3 separate regions of the Homo sapiens genome follow, and regions 1 and 2 are each linked to region 3. The links are chromatin contacts, found by Hi-C or POLR2A ChIA-PET in ENCODE. All regions are on one chromosome and are shown on one strand. Each heading gives the region's core, a stretch centred on a gene start or an enhancer-like site at or near the end of the contact. The rest is flanking DNA. Distances are from core to core; before and after follow the strand shown.

Region 1 (2,700 bases), core at 6-2,505, 6.3 Mb after region 3:
TGTGTCCGGCAAACCATTGCTATTTTAAAACTAGACTATTTCTTAAACTCCTAAATAGCTTTCTCAGATAATAGTAGAAAGGGTACAATAAATCCAAAACAAACACAAGTCTGAAATTTTTCATCTCTAGCCTACCTTAAGCTTATATATTAAATATATAATTATTTATAATTATATAACAATTAACAAATAAACAATGTTTATTTCTCAAACCAAGTAACTTTCTATAAAAAGAATATTTATACTGCTAGAACAAGAAACTGGCTGAACAAAAGCAATTGTCTGATAAATGGCTAAATAAGTAAGGTTTATTTTTACCATATTAGGTTTCTAGAATGAAACAATTTTATAGCTAATCTGACATCTGTAATGTGACAACTGTCTTCTCACATAAATCTCTGGTAACTGTTTATATACTTTTGGGTAATACAGAAAAATGACAAATATTCCAATTTTTAAAATGCAAAATATGTATGTAGATGTATGTAGAGAATGCATTAAAACTTTAAAAGAATTTTCACACATTTGATATTTTGATATACACTGAATTCATAATTATTTTGCCCAACCCCCTAAAATTTCCAAAGAAAATAGACGAGCAAGGCCTTTTCTACCATATGAGAGGAAAAAAACTAGCTAATAAAATCAGAGTATAATATATAACAACTTGCAAGTTCAAATATACCATGCATACTAGATTTTTCTCCTTGTTTACTTTTAGAAATTTTGAGAAGTTTTAATTAATTTTAAAAGAAAAAAACAGCCACAGACAAAACCAGCTTATAATAAAAAGGCAAAAAGGGAAGTTAATGGTTAAACCCATGCATGCACCTAGCCACTCAGCAAACCTCTCTGAAAGCCCCACAATATTGCCTTCTCAAACCATTTCATTGTCATAAACTCAGGAATAATATCCTAGCTGTAATCTAGAAAAATGTCTGTAGTCCTATGCCCCGCCTGAGGGTGGACAAAAACTGGGTCATAAATGAATATTTGCTACTCACTCTTCAGTTTCCTTGTCTTCTGCTGAAGTGCCTGGCAAGTGTTCGATAATTCAGTATTTATAGTTTGAAGGTTCCGTTGTTCCGAAATTGCTTCCTCTAATTTATGCAGTAAAGACGTAGCTTTTTCACTGGCAGTGTGGGCTTCTCGATCTCGATCCTTACCCTGGACATGGATAGTTAGTGCTGGATTGTAGCAGTGTGGCCAGGAAAGAAAGCAATGGAGTGCTCACTCTTATGATGCAGGCAAAACTGAAAATGTGTTTTTCTTCTCAGGGAAGTGATAAGCCTCTCCTGAACTTCTGCAATTCTGTGTTTGCATGGGCTTGGTATGCCTGAGCTATTTCTACAGCGGTTAAAGTCCTGATATGTCAAGTTGCCTCTTTCTGCAGAGTCGCCTCTTTCATCAGCAGGCTGTTGATACCGCCTCTCTTACAACTCCCCCTTTACTTCCTCTGCTCACTGTTAGTCGCTAGGGACTGAACTTGCAGTTCCTCTTTGCTTTTTTTTTTTGTTTGTTGTTGTTGTTCCTCCTCCATTTTTATTTCATGGTTTGCAGGGCATCTGAGGAGATGTCCCCTGAATCTAATGTAGCCATGAGCCACCCTACCTGCTCCTCCACATCCTCCAGCCGTTGGCTGGTTTCTTGGAGCCTCTTCCTAAGGATGCCTTCCTGGTTGACAGCATCTTCCTGTAGTTGTTTAATGGCTTCTAGTTGTTTCTGACTGGAGTTAAAAAAAAAAAAAAAAAAAAAAGTCCAAACCGCAAGCTGTCAGTGACATTTCAACTAAGAGTCACCCTGTGAAATTATGACAAACTCAAACTTAACACCACTTCCTTAGAGATCAGAGGAAAAAGTGAAAGTATTTACATATAAATGCTTCACAAATATAAAATCTTAAGCAAAGCTTATTGGTCGCTTAGCCTGACACCCTCACTTTACAGATAAGGACTTCTAGTTTCATCTTTTACACTGGTGTGTTCAGTTCCCACCAGCTGCATTCATAGCACTTAGCATCAGTTGCCAGTTGCCAGTTACTCAGAAGATGGCTCTACAATGAGGTCAGGGTGACAGGTGCAACATTTACACATCACAGCTAGCTTTTACAGAAAAAGAAAGGAATGGGGTAAAGGTAGGGGGAGGGAAAAGAAAAGGAAAGAGAGCTTTGTTTCATGACCTTAGCCTTTCTCCTTAAGGGTTGTCAATCATAGTATAAACACGTGCCACGAGCACAGGAAGGACCGCCCCCAGGCACAGATGAAAGCTGGCGGTTGATATTTCTACTTTAGTCCTCTTTTTGCTGAAGCTTTTCTCCCCATCACCCTTCCCCACCACAGATCTCATGGTGCCATTACGTTACACCTCATTTGGATCCAATTCTAATCTCTAAAACATGTAAAAATGCACTTACTCTCTGTTAGCAGATGAGATTATTTAATGTGTGTTACATGCCAGTACCTCAATGATTATCTGGAAACAATCTGACTTGAATATGGACCTTAACTCAAAGTGGTGATAAATGTCGGGAGTTGCAAAACAGCAAGGAAGACATTGTCAGCCGTAGGCCTTGTGCATGCCTCTCAAACGTTAACATTTAGTCAGAATGCCACTGCACACTGGCACAAATCCAGCCCTGGTTACACGAAGGACCACATGAGAGGCAAGAATGGTCTCACAGAATGCTTACCATACTGGTAA
Region 2 (2,700 bases), core at 3-2,502, 6.1 Mb after region 3:
ATTGTTCCCCATGGGGTAGATACAGTGAGAGCTTCAGTAAAGCCTTTCCTCTAAAAGCCCACTATTTTAAGGTAACTTGGGATTACTGAACTATCTCCTTACCCCGATGAATCCTAACTTGAGTTGACTGAGGTGTTTTATCATTAAACATTAGTTTTACTGAAACTAATTTAAAAGGAAGCCTTAACTTTCATATCAAACAGCTATGGTAAACTGAGTAAGAACTCTGTACGAAGTCGCTATTAAAATGTTTTTATCTTGCTACCAGGATATGGATGTAAAATGCTAATAACTATTACACAACCTATAATAGTTACAGGTTACAATAGGGATAATAACACTTTAACCCACAAAGACTAGCTTAGTCCTACTACTTATCTATGAATAATGCATGTAGTCAATAACACTGGAAGGGATAGAGCATTATAAACTTATAATTCAGAGATGAGAAATGGTGCCAGTAATTTAAAAGTATTTCAGGTCTCATAATGCTAAAACAGGGTGTAGGTATGCCCTACAATTACAGAGAACTCAGTCGGGCTTGAGGAGAACAGCCTCACTTAATTGTAGTTTTCCTGTCGGTGTAAGGTGCCGGCGTTTCTTCATGTGGGAGGAGACTGAAATTCTAAAGGTTGTGTGGTTAGTAAAATTAGTCTGTGACCTCGGGAAACTAATGAGTCTTTGGGGCCTCAGCGATCTTCATGTTAAGGAATATTTTAGCCAGGAATTGCTTCATTTTCAATTCTTGTTTAGGGCGCTCTTAGGAAAAAGGACGCGTACGCTGCACAGAAAGTAAACAATAGAGCAGAAAGAAGAATCCGAAGGTCATTAATCTTAAAATAACCAACCCTCTGGAGCCAACTTATTTCTCTCTTTAAATTGCGGAATGAGCCCCATCCCCCTGCTGGATTAAACCGCAGAGGCCCAGGCCTCCCACCGGGTGTCCGCTGCATGAACCAGTCGCATGCCTGTTTCCTTCTCGAAACCCTCACAGAAAGACCCAACACACTCTAGGAAATAAACCGTCAACGTCAGGAGACGCTCAGAACCCTCTTCCCACACCCGGTGGTCCTCGCCCAGAGCATATTTCGCCTCCAGACCCCAGGATCCGGGAAATGGAACAAAACTCCCCGGCGGCGGCACTCACGCACTTTCCGGCACGCCGGAGCCGCAAAAGCCTCGACCGCTACGACTCCTCTGTCCGTCTACTGCGAAGCGGGGTGGCGTTGGGGGAGGTGGGCAACCTGTCAGTAAAGGGGGCGGGGCGCCGGCCGGAAGAGCCTCCGCGCGGCTGCGCTCTTTTCCTGGAGCTCAAGTGGGCGGGGCCTGTCGTCCGGGCAACCCGGGAGCGTTTGTCCACACAATTTCTGCTCCGACTCTGCGGACTACTGCAGTGGAGCTTGACTCTTAATGGTGAGCAAGGCAAATGAGGCAGACAGGTGGAGGGGCGACCACTGATTCTGCTTCACCAGTGTTAAATAATGTAATCAAGAGCCAGTCATATTTTACAGCGAAGCGGGTCGGTTTGGGAAATAACTCATACCTTGGGGTGGGTCGGCCCTCTTCTCAGCAATGGCTTTCCTTACCTGGACCAGGCGGACAGGTAGGAGTCCCAAACCAGTTTCTGCAAACGGGAGATGGTCAAAGCTGTCACACGGTATCCTGATCTCGAATGTTGCTAAGCTTGAAAATTGGTCCCAACCTAGTAACTTTCAGTAGTGATAGACGTTCCCACTAAATTTTCTTATTGCAACTTGGCGGAAATGTTTTAGTACTTCTCCAGCAGTTAATTAAAAGCTAATGCAATTTACTCTGCTTTGAAAAAATATTTTATGTCGTCTTTTGTGGGAATATGAATTGTTTTGTGATTCAAGGTTCTCATCCTGCATTAGTTAAATATGATAAGGCTTCTCATTTTGTTTTTCTGCACTCCTCAACTGCCATGTTTTCAGCAAGGAGACAGGCCAACATGTAGCTATGAGAGTATCTCTGATTTTCTTAAATGTGGTTTCCATCAAGACATTTTCTATAATTAAAACCAGAGGAAGTGGAGAATGTAATTACTTATTTAATTCATTAATTAAGGGAAAAATGTGGAGTGCATTCTTTGTACTTGGCACTGGGCTAGAAGCCAAGAATACCAAGAAGAACATGACGACAACTCTGCTTATAGGATACAGATTAAACAAATTAATTACAATACAGCTTTACAACTGTAACAATTGAAGCATCTAAAATGGGGTAACACACAGTTGGAAATGATGAAATTTCAGTGAGGGGAAACAAGGGAAGGAGAGTGGTGCTTTTCAACCTGTTTTAAAGTATAAATACGAGTTTTCCACATATGGTGGGAAGAAATAGGGAGTGGAGGCCTGGCGCGGTGGCTCACCCCTGTAATCCCAGCACTTTGGGAGGCCGAGGCGGGCAGATCACGATGTCAGGAGTTCGAGACCAGCCTGGTCAACATGGTGAAACCCAGTCTCTACTAAAAATACAAAAATTAGCCGGGCGTGTTGGCGCGCACCTGTAATTCCAGCTACTCAGGGGGCTGAAGCAAGAGAATCGCTTGAACCTGGGAGGCGGAGGTTGCAGTGAGCCGAGATTGTGCCACTGCACTCCAGCCTGGGTGACAGAGCGAGACTCCGTCTCAAAAAAAAAAGAGAAAAAAAGAAATAGGGAGTGGAGAGCATTCCTGGCGGA
Region 3 (2,700 bases), core at 80-2,579:
CAGAAGTGGGTTTATACTGTATGTACTAGGAATTGCCTGTTGAATTAAATTAACATTTCAGAAGTAACTATTTAAATCTGTATTGTTGACACTGCAGTGAAAGCAGCGAAACGTGTCAGCAGATGATTAAGTTTTATGGTTGATTTTCACACTTTTGTAACTTGGGACCAATATCAAGTTTCTGGGAAAAACATCCTTCCTCTCTCCCCACCCTCTATCATTAACCCCGGGTTTCTGCCTGTTGGTGTTAAGTGTGTCCTTGGGACAAAGGCGAATCAATCATTCGGTTTTCATTTTCCTCTTATCAATCTGAGAAGAGTTACTTCAGTTTTTTTCTTCCGGAGTCTAGAAAGCGCTTAGATTGTTGAATTATTACATATTCTGCATTGAAAAGTCTGTACGTCACTCGTTATTTTTTCCATTCCCAAGACCACCAGTTACTGGAATTATTTCTGGGTGAGTGGAACACCCTTTACAAGCTGCTAGAGGAGGTATGCCTGTCCCTAGGTTATTGGCTTTCCAATGCCTAGTCTTTTAAAGAAAGCGGCACTGTTCCCACGGAAATTAACAATCATTCAATTCGGAGAGACTTGAAATCTTAAGGCCGAAGTGGAGGAAAAAACTGGATTGTTATGGGTTGGGTTACTATTTGAGAAGGGCAAGCGGGAGTTAGCGAATGGCTAGGGTGTTAAAATGGGACTTTATTAAACGACTCATTACAACTGCACAAAAACTAAACCTTTGCTGGCCCCAGAGGATTTTTTTTTTACAAGCTTCAAAAACCTAACTTCAAACAAAATTTAGGAAACGTGGGATTAGTATAAATTCAGTCTGGGTGCTTACAAGACCACCTCCTCTGTCACCGACAGTGGGGACAGGTGTGAGAATTTTGCAAAAGCAGCTTTCAGAACAATTTTTCAGCGCTCAATGGTGCCCCTAACAACTTCGGGGGCGGAAAACACGCCAAGCAGCGCAGCCCTCCCCTCAGTTGCTAACCTTTCCCTTTCCCACCTCGCCTCTCCCTCTCCGCCGCGGCCTGCAGCCGGGGGGGGGGGCGTTTGTTTATGTGACGTCCGCCGTAGTAAGCAGTCCCCGCCCCCGTTTCCCTCTGGCCGCCGCGTTTCCCGCGCCGCGGAGCTTCTCCCCTTAAAAGGACAATAGAGGCCTCGGGAGCGCGCGCGGTCGCCGGGACTTCTCCCCCTCCCAGCCCGCAACGTGCGCGCGCCCGTATGCAAATAAGTTCGATTCAAGAGAATTTTGTGCCGGGAGCCGCGCGTGCGCAGAGGGAAAGCGGAATCTACACCTTCCCGGCCAGCGGTAGCAACTGCAGAACTGCAGGAGACTATCTTTCTAGACAAGGCAGTTGAGGAGGAGGGAGCGCTTGAGGGGGACTGGCCTGGCGTGCACTCCGCACCTCGGGGACATTATTGCGCGTGGAACGGCTGCTTTTGGAAGGTGAGTGACTCTCACCATGCTTCTAGTGCAAAACTGTCTCACGAGGCTTTGATTTCAGTGTTTTTTTTTTTCTCTTTTCACCTCCACCCACCTCCCCCCGTCCTTCCACATACACACAGGAAGTTTTGTCTTGGAGGTGGCATTGTTGGGAGCGCTGTTTTCGTGATCTTCAGACCCCAGGTTCTTTGGTACGCTCGTGTTTAGTGTGTATTTATTAATTGGGGAGGGTATTTGAGGCAAACCGAAAGTCTCGGGGCGGGGAAGTGAGTGGAGCCTGGGCATAATTGAGGAGTCGCCGGAGTTGAGGGATCCACGTTGAAGGTGACAATGACTTTTCTCCGCCGCAGTGTTCTCTCGCGGAAAGGAGCCCGGCGGCCGAAAGGCCCGAGAGGAAAGCGACTCGTTGGCCACCGCGCAGCGGCCGGGGTCGGTGCGTCCGCGTGGGCGCGAGGCGCGGGCAGGGTCGGGCGCCGTTGTGAAACCTCGTGGTTTAGTTGACTGCAGCCCTCGGACTAGGGTGGACAATAAACGCCATTCGCTCGGAAACTAAGTTGCCATCCGCTTCCGAGCTGGCGGCCGAGGGTCTTTAAATCGGCCTTTGGGGGTCAGTGCTGGGCTCTGCCGGAGCGCACGCGGCGTGGCGTTGTTTGCTCAACTCCGGAGGGATGCGGATGCGACAATGAGAGCAACACGCGGTCGCTTAAAAACAGCCCGTCTTCCACTCGCCTGCCCTCTTCGGACCGCGCCCAAGAGCCTCTGGTGTCCGGGGTGCTTTCGGAGCCCGAAGTTTTGCTCCCGGTGCGTTCACCTGTAGCGTAGGTGTGGGCGACACCGCGAGGGCTTCCCGTTTATGGGCGGCCGTCCGCGCTGTAAGATGGCCAGGGAAGCCAACTTGGCTGGAGATGGAGGCGGCGGCGTTGTGTACGCCGCGGGAGTCAGTGAACTCCGCAGGGCACTGCTTTTTGTGCTCTACGTGACAGACCACGTGCTTCGGGCTGCGACCCTGGTCCTTGTCCGAATGTCCAGCCCCGCGTGAGCCGTGGGATGCGGCCGCCGTCGGGCAGGTCCGGCCGGCAGGACAATGTGGTTTGCTGATGATGGCGTCTTGCCAGTTTAAAAAGCAGAGTGAAAGTCGCCAACTCTCCGCCCGTGCGGGGCGGATACTCCGGGCGTTTCTCATCAAGGACACTGCAAAACTTTGATTAAATGGGCCTGCTCCCGAGGGGAGGGTCGGGGGGCCAGGCT

What was found. Hi-C counts contacts between places; a loop is a spot of excess contacts on that map. ChIA-PET counts read pairs that join two places held with the same protein, here RNA polymerase II (POLR2A). Pooled maps may share reads with other maps.
Region 1: a loop to region 3 is called in a map of CD8-positive, alpha-beta T cell, with 7 times the contacts of the local background. The contact joins the promoter of IRAG2 here to the promoter of SINHCAF in region 3. A Hi-C loop is called at or near these places in 2 of 168 maps with a recorded cell type or tissue (CD8-positive, alpha-beta T cell and naive thymus-derived CD4-positive, alpha-beta T cell) and 9 of 50 pooled maps. POLR2A ChIA-PET finds 5 or more read pairs at or near these places in 1 of 52 experiments (naive thymus-derived CD4-positive, alpha-beta T cell).
Region 2: a pooled map shows a loop between it and region 3 (4-fold over the local background). The contact joins the promoter of ETFRF1 here to the promoter of SINHCAF in region 3. A Hi-C loop is called at or near these places in 4 of 50 pooled maps.

Annotation. Positions count from the first base shown.
Region 1 is chr12:25,051,261-25,053,960 of GRCh38, reverse strand. IRAG2 (inositol 1,4,5-triphosphate receptor associated 2) reads right to left here and starts at 1,255. Exons shown (of 22, transcript NM_001366544.2): 1 at 1,005-1,255. RefSeq lists enhancers at 1,381-1,750, 1,791-1,900.
Region 2 is chr12:25,193,789-25,196,488 of GRCh38, reverse strand. It overlaps ETFRF1 (electron transfer flavoprotein regulatory factor 1), which reads right to left and starts at 1,252. Exons shown (of 3, transcript NM_001001660.3): 1 at 1,152-1,252. It overlaps DNAI7 (dynein axonemal intermediate chain 7), which reads left to right and starts at 1,329. Exons shown (of 16, transcript NM_018272.5): 1 at 1,329-1,413. The coding sequence starts at 1,411. RefSeq lists an enhancer at 892-1,011.
Region 3 is chr12:31,324,779-31,327,478 of GRCh38, reverse strand. SINHCAF (SIN3-HDAC complex associated factor) reads left to right here and starts at 1,329. Exons shown (of 6, transcript NM_001135812.2): 1 at 1,329-1,455. It overlaps FLJ13224 (a long non-coding RNA gene), which reads right to left. Exons shown (of 1, transcript NR_026806.1): 1 at 1,534-2,700. RefSeq lists an enhancer at 1,309-2,240.